Regions from separate parts of the Homo sapiens genome. Here all the other regions are linked to region 3. Evidence: chromatin contacts called from ENCODE Hi-C or POLR2A ChIA-PET data. All regions are on one chromosome and are shown on one strand. Each heading gives the region's core, a stretch centred on a gene start or an enhancer-like site at or near the end of the contact. The rest is flanking DNA. Distances are from core to core; before and after follow the strand shown. Region 1 overlaps STK10 (serine/threonine kinase 10). Region 2 overlaps STK10 (serine/threonine kinase 10). Region 3 overlaps UBTD2 (ubiquitin domain containing 2). Region 4 overlaps FBXW11 (F-box and WD repeat domain containing 11).

Region 1 (3,285 bases), core at 1-2,500, 130 kb before region 3:
AGAAGCCCCCCACGTCACAGACTCCACTGTCCCAATCATGCCCCTCAAAGGACAGAGGAAACTTTCACAAGCTAAAACAGTGACAGGGCCTACACGACGCCCTTTTCATCATGGACACCACTGTCCAGATGGGGACCCAGACATCGGCGAGGAGCAGGGACGTGCCCAGGCCACGCAGTGAGGAGACTCAGCAGTGCCGGGATTTGAACCCAGGCCCCCGATGTCCCGCCCAGGGTGTGCCATGTGGCTCCTGCGGCTCAGCTGGGGCTCCTGTTCCCCAGTGGGAGCCAGCTTATTTGGGTGACTTGGTTTGCTCTGGTGAAGATCTCATGTCAAGTGCACAGAGGCAGCACGGTAGCTCACGCCTGTAATTCCAGCACTTTGGGAGGCCGAGGCAGACGGATCCCTTGAGGCCAGGAGTTCAAGACCAGCCTGGGCAACATAGGAGACCTTGTCTCTACAGAAAATTAGCCAGGCATGGTGGTGGGTGCCTGTACTCTCGGCTACAAGGGAGGCTGAGGTGTGAGGATCTCTTGAGCCTAGGAGGTCGAGGTTGCAGTGAGCTATGACTGCACCACTGTACTCCAGCCTGGGCAAAAGAGTGAGACCCTATCTCAAAAAAAAAAAAAAAAAGGAACACAAAGGGAAAAAGAGGCACGAAGGGCCCGGGGGGGCTCAGAAACGCCTGAAGACCCCCAGGCCCCAACCTCTCCTTTGGAGCTAGCAGCACCAGGAGAACGCTACCACTGCACCTCCCCAGCCCCGTCCACCACATATTCCAGCCCTAATCCCGGCGCAGGCACCCCGGCAGGTGGCCCTGCCCCTGCCCCTCACCACTTAGAGGGCGTGAGCAGCGTGGGAGGGTCCGACTTGGCGATCTTTAGCAGGACCCGCATGGGGTTGAGCTCGTGGTGTGGCGGCTCGATCTGGGCCATCTCAATCAGCGTGATGCCCAGGGACCAGATGTCGGCTTTGTAGTCGTAGGGCGTGTCTTTCATGGTCTCACACATGACCACCTCGGGGGCCATCCTGAACCAACCAAGGGACAACATAGGGCTAAGAATCTGGCCTTTACAGGTGCTTCTTGGACATTCAGGGTCAAGGGCCACCACGAGCCACTGTCGGGGTTGGCAGCACTCCCGAATCATGATCTGCGTGACTTTGCATCCCACTGTCTTCCTTAGGACGCTCTTCCACAGAAAAACGCCTCCACGCGGCTCCCCGCCACGTCCTGCTGCAGTTCCGATGCCTACCGCGAGATGGCAGCAGCAACCCGGAACACAGAGTCCTGGGGAGGGGGCGGGTGGGAGCGGAGGGGAAGGTGCGGAGCAAAAAAAAAGGGGCGTGGAGGTGGGTGGGCGAGAAGACACCAGCACAGAGAGGAGAAACAGGTATAAAAGGGGGGAGAGAGAGAGCAAGGGTGAGTAACAAGCAAGCAAGAAAGGAGCCCAAACTACACAATGGCAAGTAATGCACATGAAAAAATTGGAAACACGGCAAACAGAGAGTAGTCAGGCGTGAAATTGAGTGACAGTGTTTTGCTTTTAAAGTAATAGTTCTGGAAAAGAAGGAAACACGACAGACTACAGAAGTCCAGGGAGACTTCACATGACGGTAGGAATTGAACTTGTACTGTTCACCTTCACGGTCCCCATCCCCGGCCCTCAATACATACGTGGCGAATAAATCACGAACTGAATCCTGTTTTATGGATTCTAGTTCAGTTATTAATGGAGTGCCTTCTATGTGCACCATTTCATTTCATTCTCACAGTAGCCTTATTAAGTAGGGGCCATTATATCCCTAATTTTATGGATGAAGAAACTGACGCACGGGAAAGCTAAACAGCTTGTCCAAGGTCACACAGCTAGTAAGCCACGAGGCAGGGCGTGTAGCCCTTGTCTTCCGGCCCCTCTCTGTCTAAAGCGCCTGGTGGTCACCTTGGAGAGTTTTTACATCCAGTCCATTCCATTTCCAGAAGCTACACGACTCACCAGTAAGGCGTGCCGATGAAGGAATCTCGTTTCTGTAGAGTCTTCAGATTCTTGGCAGACACACCAAAGTCAGCTGCAAGACAAAATCTCAGCTAGCGTTTTCCACCCATAGCCCTGGGGTAAAAGCCGGGGATGTGGACTCAGGGGTACACATTCCAAGTCGACTAACAGATGCCATTTTCTATCTAGCAAATTAGAAAGCATTAAAAATGTAAGACTATCTGCTGCTGAGAGGAAGTACCGAGATGAACACTTTCCTCTCTACTAACGAGAGCCTGCACTGGCAGCAGCCTTCAGGAAAGCAATTTGGCAATAAATAGCAAGAACCTTTAAAATACCCATACCATTTTAATCCAGTAATTCCAAATCCAGGACTCTGCCCTAATGAAACAGTCTTAAATTTAAAAAAATGCATAATGATGTTAATCAAAATCCCATTATAATAACAGTGCCATTATAAAATTATAATAATAGTGACACACTGAAAACAACCATAATTGCTTGGCTATCAGGCAGTGATTTTAAAACTTTTTATATAGATTAAGAAAAATGGAGGCCAGGCAGGGTGGCTCACGCCTGTAATCCCAGTACTTTGGGAGGCTGAAACAGGCAGATCGCTTGAGGCTGGGAGTTGGAGATCAACCTGGCCAACGTGGCAAAACCCAGTCTCTACTAAAAATACAAAAATTAGCCAGGTGTGGTGGTGGACGCCTGTAATCCCAGATACTTGGGGGGCTGAGGCACAAAAATCGCTTGAACCCGGGAGGTGGAGGCTGCAGGGAGCTGCAATCGCACCACTGCGCTCCAGCCCAGGCAATAGAGTGAGACTGTCTCAAAAAAAAAAAAAAAAAAAAAATTAGCCAGGTGTGGTGGCATGTCCCTGCAGTCCCAATTACTTGGGAGGCTGAGGTGGGAGAATCACTTGAACCCAGGAGGCAGAGGCTGCAGTGAGCCAGGATTGTGCCACTGCACTCCAACCTGGGCGGTATTTATTACTATTTATTAATTTATTATTATTTTTTTGAGATGGAGTCTTGCTCTGTCACCCAGGCTGGAGTGCAGTGGCGCAATCTTGGCTCACTGTAACCTCCACCTCCCGGGTTCCAGCGATTCTTGTGCCTCAGCCTCCCAAGTAGATGACATTACAGGCATGTGCCGACATGCCCAGCTAATTTTTGTATTTTTAGTAGAGATGGAGTTTCACCACGTTGCCCAGGCTTGTCTTGAACTCCTAACCTCAGGTGGTCCACCAGCCTTGGCCTTCCAAAGTGCTGGGATTATAGGCGTGAGC
Region 2 (3,439 bases), core at 761-3,260, 170 kb before region 3:
ACTCTGTAAGAAACCTTGTGTTTCTGGCCAGAGAACCAGGAAAAGAGGCCTGTGCAGTCCAGTGAGTATGGGATGAATCCCAAAGAGAAGGGCACAGAAGGCCAGGCGGAGTGGCTCACGCCTGTAATCCCAGCACTTTGGGAGGCCGAGAAAGGTGGATCACTTGAGGTCAGGAGTTCAAGACCAGCCTTGGGCAACATGGTGAAACCCTGTCTCTACTAAAAATACAAAAATCAGCCGGGTGTGGTGGCACATGCCAGTTATCCCAGCTCCTTGGGAAGGAGGCATGAGAATCACTTGAACTCAGGCGGCGTAGGTTGCAGTGAGCCGAGATCATACCATTGAACTTCCAGCCTGAGGGACAGAGCGAGACTCCGTCTCAAAAACAAAGAGAAGAGCGCAGGAAAAGGGAAATTCCTAACTGTGTGTGTGAACACAGAGATTCACCCCTGAGCTGAGTATGAGTGAGACAGGTGCCAAGCAGTATAGCAAAAAACAAAAAAAGCAAAGACCCAACTAAACTAACACTGAAACCACTACCCACAGAAGATCAGACAGAACCTGTGGTCTGCAGGGTTTCCTGTTAAACAAAAAACATCTACATTCTTCAAAAGATTATAATACGGACCCACAGTCTACAGAACATAACACTGAAATGTCAGGGATAGCCAGGCACGGTGGCTCACACCTGTAATCCCAGCACTTTGGGAGGCTGGGTGGATCACCTGAGCTCAGGAGTTCGAGACCAACCTGGGCAACATGGCAAAAACCCGTCTCTACAGAAAATATTAATACAAAAAACTAGCTGGGTGTGGTGCCAGTGCACCTGTAGTCTCAGCTACTCAGGAGGCTGAAGTGGGAGGATCACTTTAGCCCAGGAGGTTGAGGCTGCAGTGAGCTGTGACTGCACCACTGCACTCCATCCTGGGCAACAGAGCAAGACCCTGTCTCTAAATAAATAAATAGAATAAATAAATAAATAAATAAATAAATAAATAAATAAATAGAATAAAATGCCAAGGAAACAATAAAAAATTACTCTACATACAAAGAATCAGGAAATAGAACCAATTTTCAAAGAAAAAGGCAATCAATAGATGTCAGCTCCGGGATGACACAGATGTTGGGACTGGCAGAAAGAAACTTTAAAGCAGCTATTATAACTGTACTCCATGAGGTAAAGCCCTTTAATATTTCAAGTATGGAAAGATGAAAGTTCACAGCCCAGAAAAACTATTTTTTAAAAAATTAGAAAATTTAAAACTAAACAATACAATGTCTGAAATTAAAATAAAACAATAGTGGAATGGTGATCACAGAGGAGGGTCATTCATTTGAAGACTGATTAATAAAGATTATATAATATGAATGATAGAGAGAAAAAAAGATGAAAAAGAGGAAGGTTTCAGGAACTTATGGGAAAATTATCAAAAGCTCAATGAAACCCAAACAGGTTAAATTAAAAGAAAACCACCCTCATACATATCATAATAAAACTTGAAAACCAAACACTAAAAAAATTCAGGAGAGTAGTTAAGAGAAATGTGACATATTAACACAGGAAAATAATGACTCCAGTGACCATGGATTCCCCAACAGACACTAGGGAGGCCAAAAGCCACCGGAGTATCATCCTTAAAGTGCTGAAAGAAGGGCCGGGCGCGGTGGCTCACGCCTGTAATCCCAGCACTTGGGGAGGCTAAGGCGGGTGGATCACGAGGTCAGGAATTCAAGACAAGCCTGGCCAAGATGGTGAAACCCTGTCTCTACTAAAAATACAAAAAAATTAGCTGGGTATGGTGACAGGCGCCTGTAATCCCAGCTACTCAGGAGGCTGAAGCAGAGAACTGCTTGAACCCGGGAGGCACAGGTTGCAGTGAGCCGAGATCACACCACTGCACTCCAGTCTGGGCGACAGAGCGAGACTCTGTCTCAAAAAAAAAAAGTGCTGAGATAGGTATGTCTAGTGAAACTATCCTTCAGAAATGAAAGTAAAATAAAGACATTTTCAGATGAAGGAAAGTAGGAAACTTTGTGGTCAGGAAGAAAGGCTACATTGGAAGTTCTTCAGGTTGAAAAGAAGTGAGCTGAGAAGAAAACTTGTATCTTCAGTAAAAAAGAAAGAGTGACAGAAATGGTAAATATCTGGATAAACATAATCAACACTTTTTCCCTTAAGATCTTTAAAATCTCAATGACCATTTAAAGCAAAAGTTGTCACATTGTCTGGTATGGTTTTTAATATATGTAGATATAATACATGTGATAGGCCAGGTGTGGTGGCTCACACCTGTAATGCCAGCACTTTGGGAGGCTGAGGTGGGCGGATTGCTTGAGGCCAGGCAAGACCAGCCTGGCCAACATGGTGAAACCCTGTCTCTAGGCATGAGAACTGCTTGAACCCAGGAGGCAGAGGTTGCAGTGAGCCAAGATCATACCATTGCACTTCAGCCTGGGCGACAGAGCAAGACTCTGCCTCAAAAAAAAAAAACAAAACCAAAAACGTGACAATTATAACAAAATTGAGAAAGTATCAAGAAATTTACATGGTTGTAAAGGTACATTTTACTTAAAGAATTACAATATCAACTCTAAATAGATGCTGAGATAGGTATGTATATTATAATGCCCCAGAGCAACCATTAAACACAAACACACACACACACATAAAATATAAACTAATTCATGAATTAAAAAATAATACTAAAAATATTCAAATACTTCAAAAGGAGGTAGAAAAACAGGGAAGAGAGGAACAAAAACCAAAGGAGACAAAACAGGTAATAATTTAATTAAATATAAATGCCATAAACACCTCTACTAAAAAACAAAGATTTTCAGATGGGATTAAAAAAAATGAAAGCACAACTATATGCTGTCAACAAGAAACCCATGTTAAATATAAAGATTTAGACAGGTTAAATTGAAAGGATGGGAAAAGATACTGTATGCAAACACTTATCAAAAGAAAGTAGGATTGGCTATTTATTAGACAAGGTAGACTTCAGAACAAGGAATATTATCAGGAATAATGATGGGCATTATATAATTATAAAAGGAAGACTCAGTTCACTAAGAAAATATGACTATTTTAGTCTTAGCTAAAGTCTAGGAGGCTGAGGAGGATCACTTGAGCCCAGGAGTTTGAGGGCACTCTGGGCAACATAGTTAGACTTCCATTGCAAAGAAAATAAACAAATAAATAAATAAAAGAAAATGTGACTATTTAAAATAACAAAATAATTTCAAAAATGTGAAACAAAAGCTGACAGAACTGAATGAGAAATAGATAAATCCACAATTACAGTTGGAGATGTTAACATTCCTTTCTCAGTAGCCAGTAGAACAAGTGGTCAGAAAATCAGTAAGAATAGAGAAGACCTGAACAATACTATCAATTAAGTTGACCTACTTGACATTTATAGAATACTCCACTCAA
Region 3 (3,283 bases), core at 719-3,218:
ATCAGAAACAAAGTTGATTATGTTTCCTCTGTCCTTGAGGAACACCAAACCTACCATGTGGTAATGTTATGTTTGCACCATCAATGATTGCTTGTGCCAGTTCATGATCATTGCTCTCAAAAGCATGTGCAGCAGCCTTCAAGGCATCCCAAATCTCTTTCCGGCCTTCAAAAGCTGGTGCTGTATCCCAAAATTCATCCCTCTTGCTGCGTAGTTGTCCATCTGTCATAGGATAATCGCTTTTCCATTTTGGTTTCTCCTTTTTCAAAGGCTGGTTACGACCTAGAGCAACTGAAAAGAAAAATAAAAGACTGAGATCAAACCCAAAATTTATAAAATATGTATCAAAAGTTATCTGGTCATTCCTCTCTTGGATTATTTCATCAAAATCACAGCCAGAAATTTACCTGCTAGCTAATTTGTGCATCCTGAAATTCCTCTAACACATTTTGGAACTACAAAAGTGAATAGAGACATTAGACTGCTCTATGCAAAACAAATTGGTAGCTCTTTTCCACTCAGTACACCCTCCACAGGATCATTAAAAAGAATTACAGGCTGAGTGCAGTAGCTCAACACCTGTAATCCCAGCACTTTGGGAGGCTGAGGTGGAAGGAAGGCTTGAATCCAGGAGTTCGAGACTAGCCTGGGCAACATGGTGAGACCCCCATCTCTACAAAATACACAAAAATTAGCCTGGCATGTTGGCATGTGCCTGTGGTCCCAGCTACTTGGGAGGCTGAGGTGGGAGGATCACTTGAGCCTGGGAGGTTGTGTTTGCAGTGAGCCATGATCATGCCACTGCACTTCAGCCTGGGCGAGAGTGAAACCTCATCTCAAACAAAACAAAACAAAACTAAAGAACCCCAGAGAATTATAGTTGTAATGAATGTACCACTCTGGTGGAGGATGCTGATAATCAGGGAAAGGAGGCTATGTATGTGTAGGCACTGGGAGTACATAGGAAATCTCTGTACCTTCCTCTCAATTCTGTTATGAATCTAAAACTGCTCTAAAAAAATTTTTTTTTAATACAATGAAAGTTTTGTTTTGTTCATTTTAAAAGAACTGCCTAGAAGGTAAGTGTTTCATCAGACTGTAAGAGCAGGATATGAGAGTCAAGAGACACCACGAAAGAGAGGCAAGATACTTGGGGAAGCAAACGGCAATAGTAGCTTGGACACATGAAACCAGGAAGTAGGAACTGAGAAAATCCAAAGAGGTAAAAGATTGCTTTTCAGTGCCCAGAGAAAGAAGAGCCAAACCACCAGAATCATGAACAAACTGATTAGAGGAATGCTTCCTCTAGCATTCTACTCTCTGGACTTTAGTCAAGGAACTGTAAATACCTTTCTCTGGAACTCAAACAGGAACTAATTTACAAAGGGTAGAATCAGTACTTTAGTTTTTTTGAGGAACTGGGAGTAAAAGAGATAATCTTTGATGCTAGGCCAAGGGATTAGCTCCGAACCACAAGGAGCAGAAGAACTATGATACCCTACCCTAGTTTCAACCCAAGAGAAGAAGAAAACAGAGGGCAAGTGGCAGCATCTCCCCTTAGACAATGTTATGTAGTAGTAGCGCTGGAATAAGCCTGATGCAGCATCCTTGCACCCAGATAACCATCTGGTGTATTATCTGTGATCTATTTCCATGGGTCATACTGACCTACAGAGCCATTCTTATTTATGGCTCTGTAAGATTATACAGTGCTATAGATAGGGAATAGTTTGATAGATGGGATAGAAGATAGAAAGAAAATTGAAGCTGGATGAAAAGATAAGAAGAGTGTTGGAAAAGAGTGGGTGGGAAATAAATGACACAGCGAGTGGGAAGGAGAGAGGGTGTGTGTCAAAATTCAATGTTCTATATTTAATTGCAGAAAGAATACCAATTTTAAAGAAATCACTCTCAAACTGGTTCTAAAGCATCCATGAAATTGACTACTCCCTCATTGGCCCAGGGCCAGATGAAATTTGGACTATGCAAAACAGAAAATAAAATGACTCCAGACCCTGGGCTATCTCTACTCTCCAGGCTATATTCTCAATAAAGACTGCCAGGTCAGGTCTCTTCTGTCCTCTCCCCTCAGGGTGGCACACCAAAAGACTAGCTGTTTTCCACTTAAAACACTCAGCATTAACTCAAATACTTTTTGCCCTCTAACTTGTCCTAGTGAAATGCAAAACAGGTGAGTTCTGAAAGGGTGAGGAAGCAGAATAGGAAACCCATCCATTTAGTAGCAGAGCTGGAAACAGAATCCAAGTCTCTTTATTTAATCAACAAATATGTACTGAGTGTCTACTGGGAGTAACACTACAGATGTGCCTATTACATTTAATTCAAATGCGAGAAACACAGTCTATACTAATGATTTTTCCCTACCTCTTCCAAATAATACAGACAATGCAGCTAGAGCATAATTCTCTAGAAGATGTTCAGAATCTGGTCTGATAACCACAACCCACTGATTGCACCAACACGATGGAATGCAAGGTTGATTTTATTTTCTGCTACATTATCATTTAGATGAGTTAGAGACAGTTTACAGACAACACTCAGCTTACTGACCAGGAAGTGGAAGATGGCACAGTAAGCAGGTAGACTCAGTAAGATATTTATCTGAATAAAGTTTTGGGTCTGAGTATTTCTACAGAATTATCTGGCCTCATATGTATTAAATGCATGAGAGATAACTCAGTATAATTTTTCCTGTCATTCTGAGAGAATTACAAAGCATGGACAAAAACAACAAAACCTCTACAGAAGAATCTCAGGACCTAAAACTAAAGCAAATGAAAGGAAGAGGACTTTGAAAAGAGGAAGCCAACAGAAAAACAATCATAATAAGGGTACAAAGTACCTTGGAAAAATTGTAAAACACCTTCCTTACAAATGTGAGGTAGGTTCATTTCACCTCTCTCCGTTTGTACTAAGCATAGATGAACAAAGTCCCACAAAAAGAACAGATGATGCGTTTATGTTGCTTAAGGAAAATCATTCCAAATGCATTTTCTTTAATTTTTAAATTTTATTCATATACTTGAGACAGAGTCTTGCTCTGTCGCCAAGGCTGGAGTGCACTGGTGCAACCCGACTCACTGCAACCTCCGCCTCCTGGGTTCAAGCGATTCTCCTGCCTCAGCCTCTCGAGTAGCTGGGACTACAGGCCCGCGCCACCATGCCCAGCTAATTTTTGTATTTTTAGTAGAGACGGGGTTTCACCATATTGGCCAGGATAGTTTCAATTTCTTGACTTCATGATCCGCCCGCCTCAGCCTCC
Region 4 (3,709 bases), core at 256-2,755, 250 kb before region 3:
AGAAACCCACTCCCACACATTTGGTCACAGAAGCCTTCTTCTGTGTTCATGACTGCTGTTGTACTGGTTTGAGAGCAGAGGAAAAACATGGTTTGAGAGTTTTTCCCAAAACAAGCAGTATCTATTAAAGCTAAATATATGCCTACCCCCATTACCCAGTAATTCTGTTGGGTTCTCATACCCAAGAGAAACAAGTGCTCATGTCTACCTTAGAATTGCTGTCCACAGTAGCAGACAAAAATTAGAAGCAACTCACGTATTCATCAATAACAGCCAAGTACTCAGCAACCCAAGCATTTCATCAACCAAGTAAAACAAACAAACTGAATATTTACAATGGAATAATGCATAGAAAAAAAAAAACTACAGCCACACATAATAAAACGGATGAATTTTACAGACATAATAATAATGAGTGGGGGAACAAAACCACAAGAGTATATACTCTATAATCCTATTTACATAAATTTCAAAAACAGACATAACTAGCCTACAGTGAAAGAGGTCAGAAAAGGCCTTTAAGAAGAGAGTTCATTGACTGGATGAGCTACAGGCAAGAGGAAGCCTTGAAATGCTCTGGAAAAGGTCTATAATTTGATCTAGGTAGTGGTTACACGATGTGCTGTGCACACATGTAAAAATTCATTGAGCTGTACACTTAAAACATGTATTCTTTAATGTAAGTTATACACAATAAAACATACCTATACAAATGCTCTTTTAACCAATCTCTGTTTATCCTCCAAAGCCGGAAGCTTATTACACAGTAGCCAGGCATGGCTTGTCAGTCAATCTCACTTCTAGTCTACCCATTTACATGTACTTCATGTCTATCTCCCTCAGCATGTGTGGGCTGGAGGTAATACTAAATATCCAGAATAATGGCACCGGTAATGGAACTAGATAAAGTCATGCTCCAATCAGGGAGAATTTCTGACAAAATAGTTATAAACAGTCTAGATGATCATAATATGGTATAATTTTAAGTGTGGGGGAAAGGACCTTATGAATTCACTATCCTTTTAACTTCTAGTAGCGATTGTAGGAAAATTAAATACATGCAGCAAGCTCCTTAAAAATAAGTATATAGCTTTCCAATCTTGTTTAAAAATTTAGCTCCATAATTATAAGGAAAATTATAGAAAAAAAGAATCGCACTATAAATATTTACTTTATGCACAATTTTCAAAAATAAAGGCAGGTCGAAGTTACATTTTTTGCAGAAGCATGTTATTTGCATATTATAAAACTAAGCTTTACGGTGACGACATGCCTAAAACTATTACTACTGCCTTCCAAAATTAACCAACAGGTTATAAAAACAAGCAGTTAACTTTCAGACACTGATTTATGAAGGCAAAGCTTTTCAGAAACAGGACTCTCTTAATAGTCTGATTTACATTCATATCAATACAAACACACATATACGCACAGCTATCAACACAGTCATCCACTCTACATCTAAAATGTCTCATTTCCTCCTCTTCATACCATCTGTTACTATCTCATCTTTCCTTCCCTGGGACATTCCAACAGTAAATGAATCAGTCCCCCTGCTCCAATTTGCCCTGCTCTAAAGCATCCTCTAATCTGACAACTGGAGTGATCTTTGTAAACCACAGATCTTGCTCTAATGTTCACAGTCACCTCCCTTCTCAACCACATCCACCACCCTCATACCTCCTCCAATCTAGGCAGGGATCACACGCTCAAAAACTTACATGTGGCTCACACCTGTAACCCCAACAGCTCAGGAGGCCTGGGCAGGAAGATTGCTTGAGGCCAGGAGTTTGAGACCAGCCTGGGCAACAGTGAGACCCAGTATCTAAAAAAAATTATAAAAATAGACCAGATGCAGTGGCTCACACCTATAATCCTAACACTTCAGGAGGTTGAGAGATAAGGATCATTTGAAGCCAGTTCAAGACCAGCCTGTGCAACACAGCAAGACTTCGTCTCTACAAAAAAAAAATTAAAAAATTAAAAAATTAGCTGGGCATGGTGGCATGCTGCTGTAGTCCCAGCTACTTGGAGGCTGAGGTGGGAGGATGGCTTGAGCCCAGGAATTAGAGGCTGCAGTAAGCTATGACTGCACCTCTGCACCACTTCAGTCTGGGGAACAGAGCAAGAAGACCCTGTACCGAAAAATAAAATATGATTTTAAAACTTAGCCAGACATGGTGGCATGCACCAGCAGTCCCAACTACTTGGGAGGCTAAGGCAGGAAAATAGCTTACGTCCAGGAGGTCAAGGCTGCAATGAGCCATGATCACACCACTGTACTCCAGCCTGGGTGGCAGAACAAGATTCTGACCCAAAAAAATAAAAATTAAAAATGTATATGACCAATTAGATAAAGTGAAATTGGTCTCATAGGAGTTACGTACAGGAAAGTACAAGCTCTGACTCAAAAGGACAGCTACTACTGAGCTCCAATTTTCAAACAAAACCACAAATTAGTGTTTTCATATGAAATGTCCCAATTTTTAAAATCTGGCCAGGAGCGGTGGCTCACATCTATAATACCAGCACTTTGGGAGGCCAAGGCAGGTGGATCACTTGAGGCCAGGAGTTTGAGACCAGCCTGGCCAACATGGTGAAACCCCATCTCTACTAAAAATACAAAAATTAGCCGGGCATGGTGGTATGCACCTGTAGTTGCAGCTACTCAGAAGGCTGAGGCCTAAGAATCACTTGAACCTGGGAGGTGGAGGTTGCAGTGAGATCACACCATTGTACTCCAGCCTGGGTGACAGAGTGAGACTCTGTCTCAAAAACAAATAATAAATAAATAAATAAAATCCGTGTGGACCAGGCCAGGTGTGGTGGCTCACCCCTGTAATCCCAACACTTTGGGAGGCCAAGGAGGATGGATCATCTGAGGTCAGGAGTTCAAGACCAGCCTGGCCAACATGGCAAAGCCCCATCTCTGCTAAAAATACAAAAATTAGCCAGGCATGGTGGTGTGCGCCTGTAGTCCCAGCTACTTAGGAGGCTGAGATAGGAGAATCGCTTGAACCTAGGAAGTAAGGGTTGCAGTGAGCCGAGATGGCGCCACCGCACTCCAGCCTGGGCAACAGAGTGAGACTCCGTCTCAAAAAAAAAAGAAAAAAAAAATCCGTGTGGACCACATAAAATATGTTTGTGAAGCTCTACCTATCCACAGGTTATTAGCTTGCATCTTATGACATAAAGCAGGGATCCCCAACCCCAGGCTGTGGACTGGTATCAGTCTGTGACCTATTAAGAACTGGGCCTCACAGCAGGAGATGAGCAGGAGGCAAAGCTTTATCTGTATTTACAGCTGTCCCCTAACACTCGCATTACCACCTGAGCTCTGCCTCCTGTCAGATGATCAGCCCAGGCATTAGATTCTCACAGAAGCAGGAACCCTACTGTGAACTGCGCATGTGAGGGATCTACGTTGCATGCTCTTTAAGAGAATCCAGCTAATGCCTGATGTCTAAGGTGGAACAGTTCCATCCCCACTCCCCGTGCCTGGTCTGTGGAAAAACTGTCTTCTAGGAAACTGGTCCCTGGTGCCAAAAAGGTTGGAGACCAATGACCTAACGGGATAAAGTTCAAGATTTAGTTATAACCTGCCTTTTCAAATTCATCACCCATACTCCCTTCCACACAAGCAATACTCCGGCAATACACAGAATTACTTACTTGTCTCCCAGATAGACAACAAACACCACTGTCTGCA

Evidence for each region. Hi-C counts contacts between places; a loop is a spot of excess contacts on that map. ChIA-PET counts read pairs that join two places held with the same protein, here RNA polymerase II (POLR2A). Pooled maps may share reads with other maps.
Region 1: a loop to region 3 is called in a pooled map, with 2.6 times the contacts of the local background. The contact joins two enhancer-like sites. A Hi-C loop is called at or near these places in 13 of 37 single-sample maps with no recorded cell type and 12 of 50 pooled maps. POLR2A ChIA-PET finds 5 or more read pairs at or near these places in 4 of 52 experiments (OCI-LY7, activated CD4-positive, alpha-beta T cell, activated CD4-positive, alpha-beta memory T cell and 1 more).
Region 2: a loop to region 3 is called in a pooled map, with 2.1 times the contacts of the local background. The contact joins two enhancer-like sites. A Hi-C loop is called at or near these places in 6 of 50 pooled maps. POLR2A ChIA-PET finds 5 or more read pairs at or near these places in 6 of 52 experiments (A549, Panc1, T-cell and 3 more).
Region 4: a loop to region 3 is called in a map with no recorded cell type, with 1.9 times the contacts of the local background. The contact joins two enhancer-like sites. A Hi-C loop is called at or near these places in 1 of 37 single-sample maps with no recorded cell type and 8 of 50 pooled maps. POLR2A ChIA-PET finds 5 or more read pairs at or near these places in 1 of 52 experiments (activated T-cell).

The regions. Positions count from the first base shown.
Region 1 is chr5:172,105,786-172,109,070 of GRCh38, forward strand. STK10 (serine/threonine kinase 10) reads right to left here. Exons shown (of 19, transcript NM_005990.4): 5 at 1,995-2,067; 6 at 835-1,029. Among named protein-coding and RNA genes, the nearest start is that of STK10, 81 kb to the right of the region's middle. Within about 2 kb of position 1,251, at least 3 of the 41 ENCODE cell types and tissues checked have a DNase peak (open chromatin) inside an H3K27ac peak, as active enhancers do.
Region 2 is chr5:172,066,406-172,069,844 of GRCh38, forward strand. All of the region lies in intron 12 of STK10 (serine/threonine kinase 10), which reads right to left. Among named protein-coding and RNA genes, the nearest start is that of FBXW11, 61 kb to the left of the region's middle. RefSeq lists an enhancer at 364-413. Within about 2 kb of position 2,011, at least 2 of the 41 ENCODE cell types and tissues checked have a DNase peak (open chromatin) inside an H3K27ac peak, as active enhancers do.
Region 3 is chr5:172,234,068-172,237,350 of GRCh38, forward strand. It overlaps UBTD2 (ubiquitin domain containing 2), which reads right to left. Exons shown (of 3, transcript NM_152277.3): 2 at 55-291. Among named protein-coding and RNA genes, the nearest start is that of EFCAB9, 42 kb to the left of the region's middle. RefSeq lists an enhancer at 1,061-1,110. Within about 2 kb of position 1,969, at least 5 of the 41 ENCODE cell types and tissues checked have a DNase peak (open chromatin) inside an H3K27ac peak, as active enhancers do.
Region 4 is chr5:171,983,631-171,987,339 of GRCh38, forward strand. The region is part of intron 1 of FBXW11 (F-box and WD repeat domain containing 11); the gene reads right to left. Among named protein-coding and RNA genes, the nearest start is that of FBXW11, 21 kb to the right of the region's middle. RefSeq lists an enhancer at 1-325. Within about 2 kb of position 1,506, at least 4 of the 41 ENCODE cell types and tissues checked have a DNase peak (open chromatin) inside an H3K27ac peak, as active enhancers do.